Linked DNA regions of Homo sapiens: region 2 is linked to region 1. A link is a contact called in ENCODE Hi-C or POLR2A ChIA-PET data. All regions are on one chromosome and are shown on one strand. Each heading gives the region's core, a stretch centred on a gene start or an enhancer-like site at or near the end of the contact. The rest is flanking DNA. Distances are from core to core; before and after follow the strand shown.

Region 1 (6,018 bases), core at 2,401-4,900:
CCCCCCACCTCCAGAGTTTGGTCAAGGAGGCCCCAAGGTATGACAGACACCCTGGGGTTAAAAACAGAGGCTGGAGACCGGGAGCAGTGGCTCATACCTGTAATCCCAGGACTTTGGGAGGCCGAGGGAAGAGGATCACTTTAGGTCAGGAGTTCGAGGCCAGCCTGCCCAACTTGGTGACCCATCTCTACTAAAAATACAAAAATTAGCTGGGCATGGTGGTGCATGCCTGTAGTCCCAGCTACTTGGGAGACTGAGGCAGGAGAATTGCTTGAACCTGGGAGGCGGAGGTTACAGGGAGCCAAGATCATGCCACTGCACTCTAGCCTGGGTGACAGAGCGAGACTCCAGCTCAGGGAAAAAAAAAAAACAGAGGCTGGAGACCCCTCTGGTTGCATACAAACGGCTCACAAGATAGATGGCCTGGCTTCGCTGGCTTGGGGTTTCCCACTTCTTAATTTTCAAAAGGAGTATGAATGAAGCTGTCAACATTTTCAAAATCAGGAGGTGTTATGTCAAAATCCAGATATCCAGCTTCTCTTGACAAACTGGAGACTGCGGCCATACTGAGGTCCATGTTCTCCTGCAGCAGCAGTTAGAAGAAGCTGGAATCTGTGCTTTCTGATTTGCCCCAGTCTCTACCAGGCCCTGCCATCTCCCTGGCACAAAAGCTGAATGTCCCATGGACTGCATGTATTAGCATGCCTGCACTGTTGTTTTAATAGAAGAGAATGGTTTCTCAGTGTGCGTGTGTCTATTAAATAAAGGGAAACAGATGACAGATAGAGAGGACCACCAGTGTTTTATCTCCAGCCCCTCCTCATTACATTACCGGGCTGGCCAGCCTTGCCCTGTCTGATTTTCAAAAGTAGGATCCACAGAAGTGTCTAGAAAGGGGAGGGGAAGGCCCTCCTTGGTAAGGCACCATGCCAGCCCGAGCAGTTCCATTTTCATCTCATGTATAAATTGGAGTTTCACCATTTAGAAAAAATGTTTGAAAAGGGCTGTCATAGGGCGTTATCTTTGAGGAATGAGGTTCCATCTGCAGTCAGGCAGTTGTGTCTCCCATTAAGCTGCTTTCAAAGACATGCCCCAGGAGGGTTTCATGGGACAGAAACCTTGTGGGTGAATTGGTGTGTCGTGTAGATCGCCTGTTTTTTTCCCTGTGGTCTTAGCTCCTAGGAAGCTCAGAGTTAAATGGTGACATTAGCTTCCCATAGCTTGAAGTCTTTCTGATATAACTTTTCACCTTTTATTGTCGGGTTCTTATTTACTTTTTGTTTTAGTAGCTTTCAGTATTTAGTATCTATGGCATTTAGGCTTGGGTTTTAAAATATAACATAAGCCATCTCAAACCCTTCCTGGAAACAGGTAGTATGTAAGGGCATCTGTAGGGAATGAGGCTGCAGGGCGAGGTTAGTGCTTTTGAGTTGAGTGGAGAATCCCCAAATTGAATTCAGAGCCAACTGGGTTCCTTCCCTTTCAGCTCCCTAAAAGGTTCCTGTGGAATCCCCTATAATCTCAGGTAGTTTTCACATCTTCCAAGGGTAGATTTTTTTTTAAGCCTGAAATAGTTGCACTTTAGTCACATGGCCAGTATCCTCAGAGTAATTACCAAGTGCAAAGCGGCACCAACTCCAGGCAGGCCACAGAGGTCGGGGGGCGTCCCTGCTCATTTGGAGATTCAGAAAACTTTTGGTGCAAGCCCACTAGTTTTTGTGCCTACACACATCCAAGCCCTTCCCACCCTTTAGTCTCTCTCGGGCCTCGCTCTTTCTGGGTCTTAACAATTGTGTGTAATCTCTGTGACCAGGTGTGAACCCAGACAAAAACTCGGTCCCATCTCTGGTTTCTACCCAAAAAGTCCACTTGCACCACATGGGAAAGAGTTGACCAAGTGTTTCATAAGCCCTAGGTGGCGGGTCACCTCCCCACCTCACTTGCCCCTTTCCCTCTTTCCCTTCAGCCCACCACACCTAGATTCCACCCAGCAGGTACAGGGCAGCTTTTTCTGCACCAAAAACTCTGGGAGCCAGCCCGTCCCTTGTCCCTAGGGGACTTAACTCACATCCCCGCATTAACAAAGTTTTTTCCCTAACTGTATCAGTTAAGATTAAGTTCAACTACATAGTAAAGATAAACTCAAAGGGGAAGTTAATTTCCCTCTCGGGTAAAAGAAGCCTTGTAGTCAAGAGATACACAAAGACGTCAGGGACCCAAACTCCTTCCTTTTCAGTGCTCTGCTGTCCCTAATGTGTGATTCATCCTCATAGCTCAGGGCAGCTGCTGGAGTTCCAGCCATTGCATCCATTTTCCAGGAAGCAGAATGGAGGAGGATATACCCCCTTTCCTTTTAAAGAGCTTTCCAGGAAATCCCACATGCCACATTCATTTCTATCTCACTGGTCACAACTTAGTCACTTGGCCACGACTAGCTTCTGGGTTCTGTAACTGCAACCGAAAGGGAGAATGGTTATTGAGAGACAGCTTACAATATCAAGAACACTGTCCAAAACCCTCTTCTTTTTGCTTTTTTGTTTTAAGCCTTCCCAATAAAGTGAACAAAACCCTCTTAACCTAGAGGATTCCAGGTGCTAGCTATTAATGTAATGATAATCATCACACTAAATACCTAAACATCTTTGCAGTCAAATTTCTTATGCCCTGCTTAGGTAGGCCGACTCCTACACAGCCATCAAGGCCCCAAGGTTGGACAGAGCTGCTGCAGAAGCACAGGGGAGAGAATAGTTAACCCTACCTTATGCAAAGACTCCTCCCAGGCTAATGCTGAGCTGCGTGAGCCATGAAGAATGGGGCAGGGGTTTGTAAAGACAGAAAAGAAGCAAAACAGAACTCCAGACCGAGGGAACGGCCTAGCAAAGGTTGAGAGCAAGTGGTTCTTGGTAGGAGGTCTGAGGACTGACCTAGGCTGCTGGAGGCAGATCGCCATATTTCCACATCCCCACTCCTATGCACACCCAGTGATTCTGGGGTTGTAGGAGGGCCTTGACTCGAAAGATATCTGGGGGTTCCAGCTTCCCTGAGTCCTATGGATTTGACCAACAATCTAGGCATAAAGAGCAGAGATTATCAACTCAAACGCCCACACGGCCAGGCAAGTTGCAAGAGCAGGGACCCAGCTCTGCTCATCTCTCTCCCGTTGCTGTCCTGCAGGAATGGGGCCCCATAAAGCCAGATCTTTTCATTTTTTAAGAAAGCAGAAATCCAGGTCTGTGTGTAAAAGCTCCCAACGTGTCCATGGTGGTACCTCCAACAAACACACATATAACATAAATAAGCAAAGCGAAACTCGTGTGCAAGCCCCTAGGCGGCTGCTGGCCGGCTCTGAATCTTGAATCACATGGTTAAGTGATTATTGGTGGGGAAAGCTTAAAGACCTGTAGAAGAGGAGGAGGGGGGCATGTCCAAGGTCTCGAAGTCAGTTTGGGCAGAGCTTGGACTCAAACCTGGGGTTCTGACTCCAAGCCCAGCTTTCCTTCTGTCAGTGGGCCTAAAAATAGAAGACTGACCTTTTCTTGGTATTTTTGTGCTTCACAAATGCCAGAGCGTTATTCATTAGTTCATCTTCCCAAAATAACTGGCAGAACACGGCCAGAGGGCAACAGGAAGACTCTGGGCTGCGCCCCCCGACCGTGAAACTGGGGGCTCCTGGGAAGTGGGGGATGTGTCTCACCATGGGCATAGTTTCCCCCCACTGTTGGAGTGGCCTGCCTGGCCCTGCTCTTGGTGAGTCCAGGGGAGAGAGCTTCAGAGGGCAGAACAGATCTCAGGAGGATGTTAGGATCGGGAGCTTGAGTCTATCCAGTTCCCAGGCAGTTTGTGTTCCCTCCATCATCCTCCCTTTTTTTTCTCTTTTTGGTTTAAAATAAGGTTTACAATAGGAGTCTTGGAAAATTCAGACAAGCACAAAAAATAACAAAACTCACTGCAGTACAACTACCTGCTTCTCTCACTGTGTCAGCTTCAAATCTCCAGCTGCCTTCTCTGCTCTGGACAAGGGGGAAAGAGAGCACAAATTTTTTGCAAGAGCGGAAACATATGGGACATGCTTTTTCTAACCTTTTTTCATTGACTCCATCTTGAGCATTTCCCCCAACACTTAGTCTTCTCTTACCAGCGTGTTGGTTGGCAGCAGGGAATTTCATCATCTAGAGGGATTAGAATTCACTTAGCCTTTCCCCAGTTCTTGGACTTATCAGCTGTCTTCTGTTCTCTGTTCTGCACACCAATATGCTGAATATCCTTGTAGTTCGGTATGTGCATCCACCCACAGTGTCGTCTGCAGCATGGGATGCTGCAGGTGTGGAATTGGTCAGATGGTGTGAAAGTCCATGCAGCCTCTGATACACATTTTGCAGGCTGTCCTTGAAGCATACCCAGGGAGAGCCAAGACTGTTATCACTGGAGAGGATCTCAGGGAGGCCGGTTTGCCTTCACTCCTGTCGCACGATCTCTGGCTTGTCTGTGTGTTTGCACCTACTTCGCAGCCCAAGTGTGTTTGATTCATACACCAAAAGCCTCTGGCACCTCTGCCAAAGCTAGTTCATCAGGGACTGCCTGACTGGGATGAAGCAGGAACCAGAGGACAGGGCGCTCTGGCCATAGACATTCACCCTGAATTCTCCCCAGCACCCTCCTGATTCTCTGATGTGTTGCCACTTTGATTTGGGGAAAAACCCCTTGAAATTGCAGGTGGGGGGCCTTGGCCATCCAGCAAAATAAAGGAAAAAAAAAGCCAAAAGTCACTGTGGCTTTCTGGTCTCAGTGCCACTGGCAAAGGGAGAGAGAGTGGAAAGGAGGGAAGTGGGAGTTTTAGTAGAAGTGGGTGAGGGAGAGATGTGTTCAGTAACCTCTGCTCAGCTAGACCCTGCAAATGGATGGGATCGGTAGTTGGTGATTTTTTTGTTTGTTTGTTTGTTTAACTCAGTACATGCAGATTTTACTGCCAATCTATGACTTGATCCCAACCCATTCCCAAAATAAAAGAATTTAAGCATCCTGACTGCAGTGCCAGCTTCTCATCTGCTACCCTACATGTCCCACTGCAGATGTCTTTTGATAATAAACCAGGTTTATGATGCTGTAATAAACCATGGCTTTAAAGAGGGCAAGAGAAAAGACGTGTCTTCTTCAAATGGGCCTGTGACCACCTTGGCAACGGCTATGTCATTGATCCCTTCCAGCCGGGGTCATTGTCGGGAGCATACAAGGTGTAATCCCAACTCTGTTACTACACTGGCTGGCCCTCTGTTCATGGCCCTGATAAATAGGCAGCTCGGGAAAAGCCATCTTGACATTTTGATTTGTTAAGGGGTAATTCATTTTCGAGGCAAGTAAACAGCTTGTAAACTGGGGGGTTTACCGCTCTAAGTGATTAAGAAGTGAGCAGCTATAAAACTGGTTCCATGAGGCTGCGGCTGAGTGTCCCCAAGGAATCTTCCTGCCCAGTGTTTGGATTTGCCGGATGTTTGCCATAGTTCATCTGAGCGGGCCCCCGACACACACACACACAATATATCACATTGTGCCTCTTCCTGAGAACTCCAGCTACATTCATCCTGCCTTTCTCTCCGCAAGCAGACCTCTGCGGTAGGTGCGGGCAGGAAATACCCTCCACGCAAGAGGAGCTGGTGCTCAGGATGACCGCCTCACTCGGAGACTCACCCTGCTTTCACTGGGCCCCATGCACTTGCCATTATAGTCAGCGCTTGTTAAGTCACCCCCAAAACCCAACTGGGGGTATAAATAGGGCCCTTGCCTTTTAAGGAGCTGATCTTTAGACGAAAACAGCTTCACATGAACCTGAGTGGAAATAGCCCCTCCTTGATGGCCCGGAGAAGAGTCCTGCTAAGCCCTAAGCTGAGCCGCAGGTCCCATCTGTAGGTGAAAGGAAGGAGGCTGAGGGACATCAGGGACTTGCCCAAGGTCCCTCAGCTGGGAAGTGAGCAGAGGAGGGTTAAATCCCAGGCTTCCCTGGTGCCATAACCTGGGTGTCAT
Region 2 (6,727 bases), core at 2,622-5,121, 44 kb after region 1:
CTTCCTGGCCTCAGAGGGAGCCTCGTCCGAGTGGCAGGGCTTGCTGATCCTTGAAGTGGGAGAGGGATAGCCCCATCCACCACAATAAGTAATAGGAATGACAATGAAAAGTTTGTTGGGCCAAATTCTGTGCCCAGGGCTGCTCGTTTGTTTCTTCATTTAGTCCTCAGCTCCCTACCGAAGGCAGCCGTCTGCTGAAACCATAAGAAATTGCTGATTGCCTGTCTGATCTTGACCCACAAAAATGGCAATCTCATGTGTCATTCGATCTAATAGTCCCATTATTCCTATTTTGCAGAAAATCACGGCTCAGAGAGGCTGAGCAGCCTGCAAAGGAGAGCCAGGGATGCTGCCACCCAAGCCTGGGAGAGCCTTGGGGTGCCCAGGCTTGGGGCTGAGGGAGGCTCCTGGTCTGGGAACAGAAGTGCCCAGGGGACACTAGAGCAGAGCTAGGCTGCACCTGCCCCCTGGGGGAAGGGAGGTGGGGCCAACACTGGGGACGCAGGGCTCCCTCCTGGCGATCCCCAGGCTGGGGGAATTTGGTGCTGGGGATTTTGAGCAGTTAGAGGCTGGGTAGGGGCTTTCTTGCCTTCTGGCTGGGGCCCCGTGGGAGTGGGGGAGTTGGGGCTGCATCCATCTGTCCATCCATCCAGGGAGTCTCTCCAGTGGTGGCCGTCACTGGGGCCGTCTGCAGAGCCTCTCTGGGGCATTAATTTAACATGCAAAGGGGAACCCAGGGAGAGGGCAGTGCTGAACCCAGAGGGAGGGGGTGGGTGATGGTGGCATTTTGGGCAGACTTCAGTATGGTTTTCTCCCCAGAGAGTGTCTTTCTAGAACGTCTTTCTAGACTCCTGGGACACTGGTGTAATTGGCCTGTGAGGCCAACCAGCCCCAGATGTTTCTGGGAATTTGGAGACCTGCCCCCTGCAAGGGACTCAGATGCTTTCCGTGGAAGGGGCCAGGGAGGGGAAGAGGCACCAAGGTCTCACTGAACCGTCGTGGTCACTCTGAACATTCATGCCACTTGGCATGAGCCCTTCACTCTCCAGACTGTAAAATCAATACCTGGCCCAAATAGCAACAACAAAGAGCAACAATACCCCTTACCCCATCCACGTGGCACCTCCTGTCTGTCTCCAGGGCGCTGCGCTTCATTAAGCACCACACACCCAAGAGCTCAAGGGAGTCTCATGACTAGGCATCTGCAGGGGCTCCTCTGTTTCTCATCTTTCAGGAAACCAAGGAAAAACAGAGAGGTTGAGTAACTTGTCCAGAGTCACACAGCTCTAAGAAGTAGAGTCACCTACTCCAGAGGCCAAGGCAGGAGGATCAGTTGAGCCCAGGAGTTCGAGGTCAGCCTGGGCAACATAGTGAGACCCCCATCTCTTTAAACACAAAAAAGTGGAGTCAGAAACCAAACCGAAGGACTCTGGACCCTTGTACTCTTGGCTGCACACATCTTACCCTCCTGAAGAAATGTTTGCTGAGATTACAGACTTGGTTAAATTCATGACAGTCCATCTATGCCATGGGGCCATTAAAATAGTGATTTGGAGGCCAGGCGAGGTGGCTCACACCTGTAATCCCAGCACTTTGGGAGGCTAAGGCAGGCAGATCATCTGAGGTCAGGATTTCAAGACCAGCATGGCCAACATGGTGAAACCCTGTCTCTGCTAAACACACAAAAATTAGGCGGGCATAGGCCGGGCGCGGTGGCTCACGCCTGTAATCCCAGAACTTTGGGATGCTGAGGTGGGCGGACCACAAGGTCAGGAGATTGAGACCATCCTGGCTAACACGGTGAAACCCCATCTCTACTAAAAATACAAAAAATTAGCCCAGCGTGGTGGCAGGCACCTGTGGTCCCAGCTACTGGGGAGGCTGAGGCAGGAGAATGGCGTGAACTCGGGAGGTAGAGCTTGCAGTGAGCTGAGACTGCACCACTGCACTCCAGCCTGGGCGACAGAGCAAGACCCCATCTCAAAAAAAAAAAAAAACAGGCGTGGTGGTACATGCCTGTAATCCCAGCTACTGAGGAGGCTGAGGCAGGAGGATCGCTTGAACCCGGGAGACAGAGGTTGCAGTGAGCCACCACTGCACTCCAGCCTGGGCGACAGAATGAGACTCCATCTCAAAATAAAATAAATAAAATAAAATGGTGATTTGGAGTATTGCTTCCCTGGGAAAATGCTCATGGTATGTGTATCCTTAGAGGAAAAAGCAAGTTGTAAGAGTTTGGAAACCATAACCCCATTTTGTTCATTCAAAAATTATTTGCATAGAAAAATGACCAGAAAACAGTTACAAATTACAATGTTGGCAACGATGATGCTGAGGAGGAAGAGCAGGGGCCCATGGAGAAGGACAGGGTCCATACCACCAGGTATGTGCCACCACTTTTTCCTGTGATGCCAGGAAAGGGGGCATCCCCATTGCTAGGGGTCTGAAGACCTGGAGTGAGAGAGAGAATGGCTGTGCCCATGACTGGAGGCTCAGGGCTCTGAGAGGTGGAGTCAGGGGTCTGTGGGGGAGGCAGTGGGTGATCCCTCAACCACGTGGCTTGTCCTTCCCACGCCTGCAGAGAAACATTGGTCACCCTGCCTTTGCCCCAGCTGGCTGCTTTCCTGGGATGTGACCTTTCACGTTGGTGGCCAAACCTGTCCATCCTTGACACTAGCTCAGACATCCCCTCCTCCAGGAAGCCTCCTCAGATGTCACTGGCCAGGCATTTGCCTTCCTTAGTCTTCTGGATCCCTAGTCTAGGACTGAGTGCTTCCTGCCTCCTCACTGCCTCTGACTTCTCTGGGGGGTTGATTTAACACGGCCACGGGGGCTTATTTCCATAACCCCAGCCTCTGCCACAGGAGCCGCTATAGGGTTGAGCTTTACATCCTCTCAGTGGGCTCGTGACCCCGTCATCCACACCTTCCCTTTTATCGGGTCCCTTTCATGTGGTGTCTCATCGACTCCTTACCATAGCCCTAACGGATGGACATCGCTATTCATTCCCATTCTACAGATGCAGAAACTGAGCTTCAGGGAAGCTGAGGAGCTCACCCTGGGTCATACGGCCAGCAAGTGGCACAGTCAAGATCCGAACCCAGGTCAGGCTGTGTCCACAGGGTATCTTGGACAGGGCTAAACTTCCACCACATTGTCTCTTCATATAATGTTGAAATCTGGCTTCTCTTTCAATAGCTGCCCCAACGCGGCCGGAGCACTGGGACTAAGGCAGACGTGAGCGCTAGTATCGCAGTCACCAGCACTGCTACAGCGCCTTCCCTTTTAGTGCCTCCTGTCAACGCTGAGAGGTAGTCACAAGTATCCCCATGGCAGATGTGGGAGGACTGAGGCCCATGAGGTCCAGGGCTCCAGGGGCACCTGGCTCTGATGAGGCTAAACTCAAGCTTGCCCCTTCTCTGCACCCCAAACTCCTGGTTTCTGGACCCAGCTCAGCACGTGGAGCCTTGGGTCACACCCAGCACCCAGTGAACGGCATCCGAGAAACACTCTTCCTGCTGAAAGCCTGGCTTTCTGGAAGGGAGCTGGGGGAAACTGGGAGAGGATGGAGGGGGGCCAGGTAGCAGATAGCCACACTCCTTGCGGCAGGAAGTTCTACACATCATTTCTGGGAACCAGGATAGCTTGGCAGTAACTCGGCGCACTTTGACCCCAATAGAGCACCCAGCTGTCACTGTTGACAGCCCCCCTTCCTTCCCAGGGGATGCTGCTGAGCTGCTTGGAGCCTTCATGTCGGACATCCAGGTGGGCCTGGGGACAGCCTTGGAGCTCCCGGGCCACCTGTCTGGCCACCACCGGATGGAGTGCCCAGATGGGGCTTCTGCCAGCTGTCCAGGAGGCAGCCCAGGCTGGGACATCCAAGCTGAGCCCTGAGCTGGCCTGGCCTGGCCCAGCCCGCACTGATGAGGCAATGTGAGTCCTGTTTCCTGTTACTGTGGCTATGCAAATGGGGGGAAATCAGGGCCTCTCCTGGGGTAGGCTTCCCGGAATGATGGCATTGATTGTCCCAAGAAACCTGGCCCCAGTGGGGCTGCTATGGGAGGGCAGTTGTCAACGGCTAAGATCCCTTTCCTGGTGCATCTCTCCTGCGTGCTGGGCTACATACTGCTGGGAAAAGCTTCTTCAGCCCAGACCTAGGTCATCACTGCATGTCCACTCCCGGACCCACTGCCCATGAGAGCTGGGCTGTGGCTTCCACTTCTTGTCACTGCATCCCCAGCTCCTGGTACATCGTGGGAGTGGGGCGGACAGGACCAGGAAGTGGGTGGCCTCAATGGCTCTCAGCCCCTGGCCTGGAGATCACCACACCCTTCTCTTTACACATAAGGAAACTGAGGACACCAGACTGGGCCAGGGACTTGCCCACGTCTCTCTGCCTCGCCCAGACATGCCGCAGCAGCAGTGGCAAACTTCTGCTTGCCCCCAGAAGCCAGCTGAGTCTTCCAGGTCAAGTCCCTCTCCTGCTCCCCACAGTCCTGTCACACCCCTGGCTGCTCCCCAGGTCAGCCTCTCCTAGGGGTCGTTCTCAGCTCACATCTGACCATGCCACTCCCCTGCCCTGGCACCTAGCCCTCACTCAAAGCCAGGCCTCATAAGCCAGCAGTGATTGGGTACCTTCCACCCTGAGTGGTCTCATCTCTTGACAACTCTGCCTCACACATTACCCCTGGTGATGCCAGAACTCCTTGGAATTCCCCCTTGCACCTCTGTGGCTTTGCAAAGCTGTTGCCTCAGCCTGAGAGGATGCCTCCAACACCTTTCTTTCTCTCTTTATTTTTTTTTTCTGAGACCGAGTCTCACTCTGTCACCCAGGCTGGAGTGCAGTGGCACGATCTCAGCTCACTGCAGCCTCTGCCTCCTGGGTTCAAGCAATTCTTGTGCCTCAGCGTCCCAAGTAGCTGGGATTACAGGCATGTACACCACGCTCAGCTAATTTTTGTATTTTTAGTAGAGATGGGGTCTCGCCATGTTGGCCAGGTTGGTCTCGAACTCCTGACCTTGTGATCCGCCCACCTTGGCCTCCCAGACTGCTAGGATTACAGTTGTGAGCCACTGCACAAGGCCTAACACCTTTGTTTCTATAATTCCTATTTTTTCTCCAACACTCAGCAGTGTCACCTCCAGGAAGCCTTCCCAGATGCCCGCAGCTGGACCAGGTGCCTCCTCTAGGCTCCCTGCATGTCCCCATCACAGCATGTATCACACTGGGCTGTCCTCATGATTTTAGTGCCTGTCTCCTCCACTGCATGGGAGACTCATCACGGAAGCTTGCACAGAGAAGGAGGCAGAGATGTGGAAATGCCCATGGGTGCAAGACACACGCAGGAAGTCGAACCTGTGGACTTGGGGTGCAGCAGAGGGCTGTGTCAAGGACTGAGTGACCAGATATTCGACTGTGCCTCTCCTGAGATGGGGAATGCTGAGGTTTGGGGAGGCACAGAGCCTTAGTCTATGAGCCCTAACTCTCTGAACTCCCACCCCAGAGTTAGGAAACTCCTCCCACATAGGACAATGGGCAAGTAGAGCCCGCCTTCCATGGGAGGAGCCCAAATAGTCCACACCCACTTTCCCTGCCTCCCTTGCAGCTAGGGCATGGCATGTGACTGGACTCTGCCAATCAGAGGCACCTGCTCTGGAGTTTGAATTGGAGGCTTGTCCTGTCCAGGACTCTTTCTGGGGGGAGCCTGGGCCACATGGAGTTCCTGGCAGCTGTGAAGAAGGAGGACTTCACCAGGCTGGCTCTGTGGTAGGAATAGGGGTGACGTCTTGCCTCCCCTTTTCCATGGGATCCTCCTGCCTTCCTGGGAGTTTTGCATACCCCAATATCTGTTTAATACCTTTTCTTCTGCTTGAATGAGCCACATTTGGATTCTGTCACTTGTCACTAAGAATCCTGGAGGCCCCTCTTGGGGGCAACCACTCGGACCAACCTTGAAGGAGGAGCCCATGTTGATGGGAAGGACAGCAAGTGCATTCGGGGTGTGGGAAACAGCTGACCAGGGTCAAGGTCAGGCTTCCGGGACACGACAGGGAGTGTTGGGGATGATGGCTCATCTGGGTCAGATTGTGGGGTTCGGTGGGGACCTGTTGGCAGGGGGTAGATCCAAGGCAGCTGATCCTGAATGCCAGGGCGAGAGCAAGCTTGGATGCCAGCCTGCGGGCAGTGGGACCCAGTGACATACTGTAAGTGGAGGTGGGACGTGGTCAGATTTGGGTTCCAGAAAGCTCAGTCTGCTGCTAGGAGGAAAAGCTAGACCAGATGGGGCAAGACTGGGAGAGTAGGGGACCAGGCAAAAGACTACGGCAATGGTCCCAGCAGACAGTCCTGGAGGCCAGAAAGAAGATCAAGGCAGTGGCAATGAGCAAGGGCAGACCTGGGATTCAGTGTGACTGGCCCTGGGGAGCCATTGAAGGCTTGGGTGACCTACCATGATCGTAAGAAAGTGGGGTTGAGCTGAGCATGGTGGCTGATGCCTGTAATCCTGGTACTTCGGGAGGCTGAGGTGGAAGGATCGCTTGAGCCCAGGAGTTTGAGACCAGCCTGGGCAACATAATGAGACCCTGTCTCTACAAAAGCTAAAATATTAGCTGGGTGTGGTGGTGTATACACCTGTAGTCCCAGCTACTCAGGAGGCTGAGGCAGGTGAATCCCGTGAGCCCAGGAGTTCGAGGCTGCAGTGAGCCAAGGCTGTGCTGCTGTGCTCTA

Evidence for each region. Hi-C counts contacts between places; a loop is a spot of excess contacts on that map. ChIA-PET counts read pairs that join two places held with the same protein, here RNA polymerase II (POLR2A). Pooled maps may share reads with other maps.
Region 2: a pooled map shows a loop between it and region 1 (2.5-fold over the local background). The contact joins two enhancer-like sites. A Hi-C loop is called at or near these places in 2 of 168 maps with a recorded cell type or tissue (PC-9 and left cardiac atrium), 1 of 37 single-sample maps with no recorded cell type and 5 of 50 pooled maps. POLR2A ChIA-PET finds 5 or more read pairs at or near these places in 5 of 52 experiments (A673, GM12878, K562 and 2 more).

The regions. Positions count from the first base shown.
Region 1 is chr16:11,158,566-11,164,583 of GRCh38, forward strand. The region is part of intron 22 of CLEC16A (C-type lectin domain containing 16A); the gene reads left to right. Among named protein-coding and RNA genes, the nearest start is that of SOCS1, 95 kb to the right of the region's middle. Within about 2 kb of position 3,651, at least 5 of the 41 ENCODE cell types and tissues checked have a DNase peak (open chromatin) inside an H3K27ac peak, as active enhancers do.
Region 2 is chr16:11,202,249-11,208,975 of GRCh38, forward strand. No RefSeq gene overlaps it. Among named protein-coding and RNA genes, the nearest start is that of SOCS1, 51 kb to the right of the region's middle. RefSeq lists enhancers at 1-215, 208-1,004, 3,931-4,070, 4,391-4,480, 4,491-4,560 and 1 more. Within about 2 kb of position 3,872, at least 5 of the 41 ENCODE cell types and tissues checked have a DNase peak (open chromatin) inside an H3K27ac peak, as active enhancers do.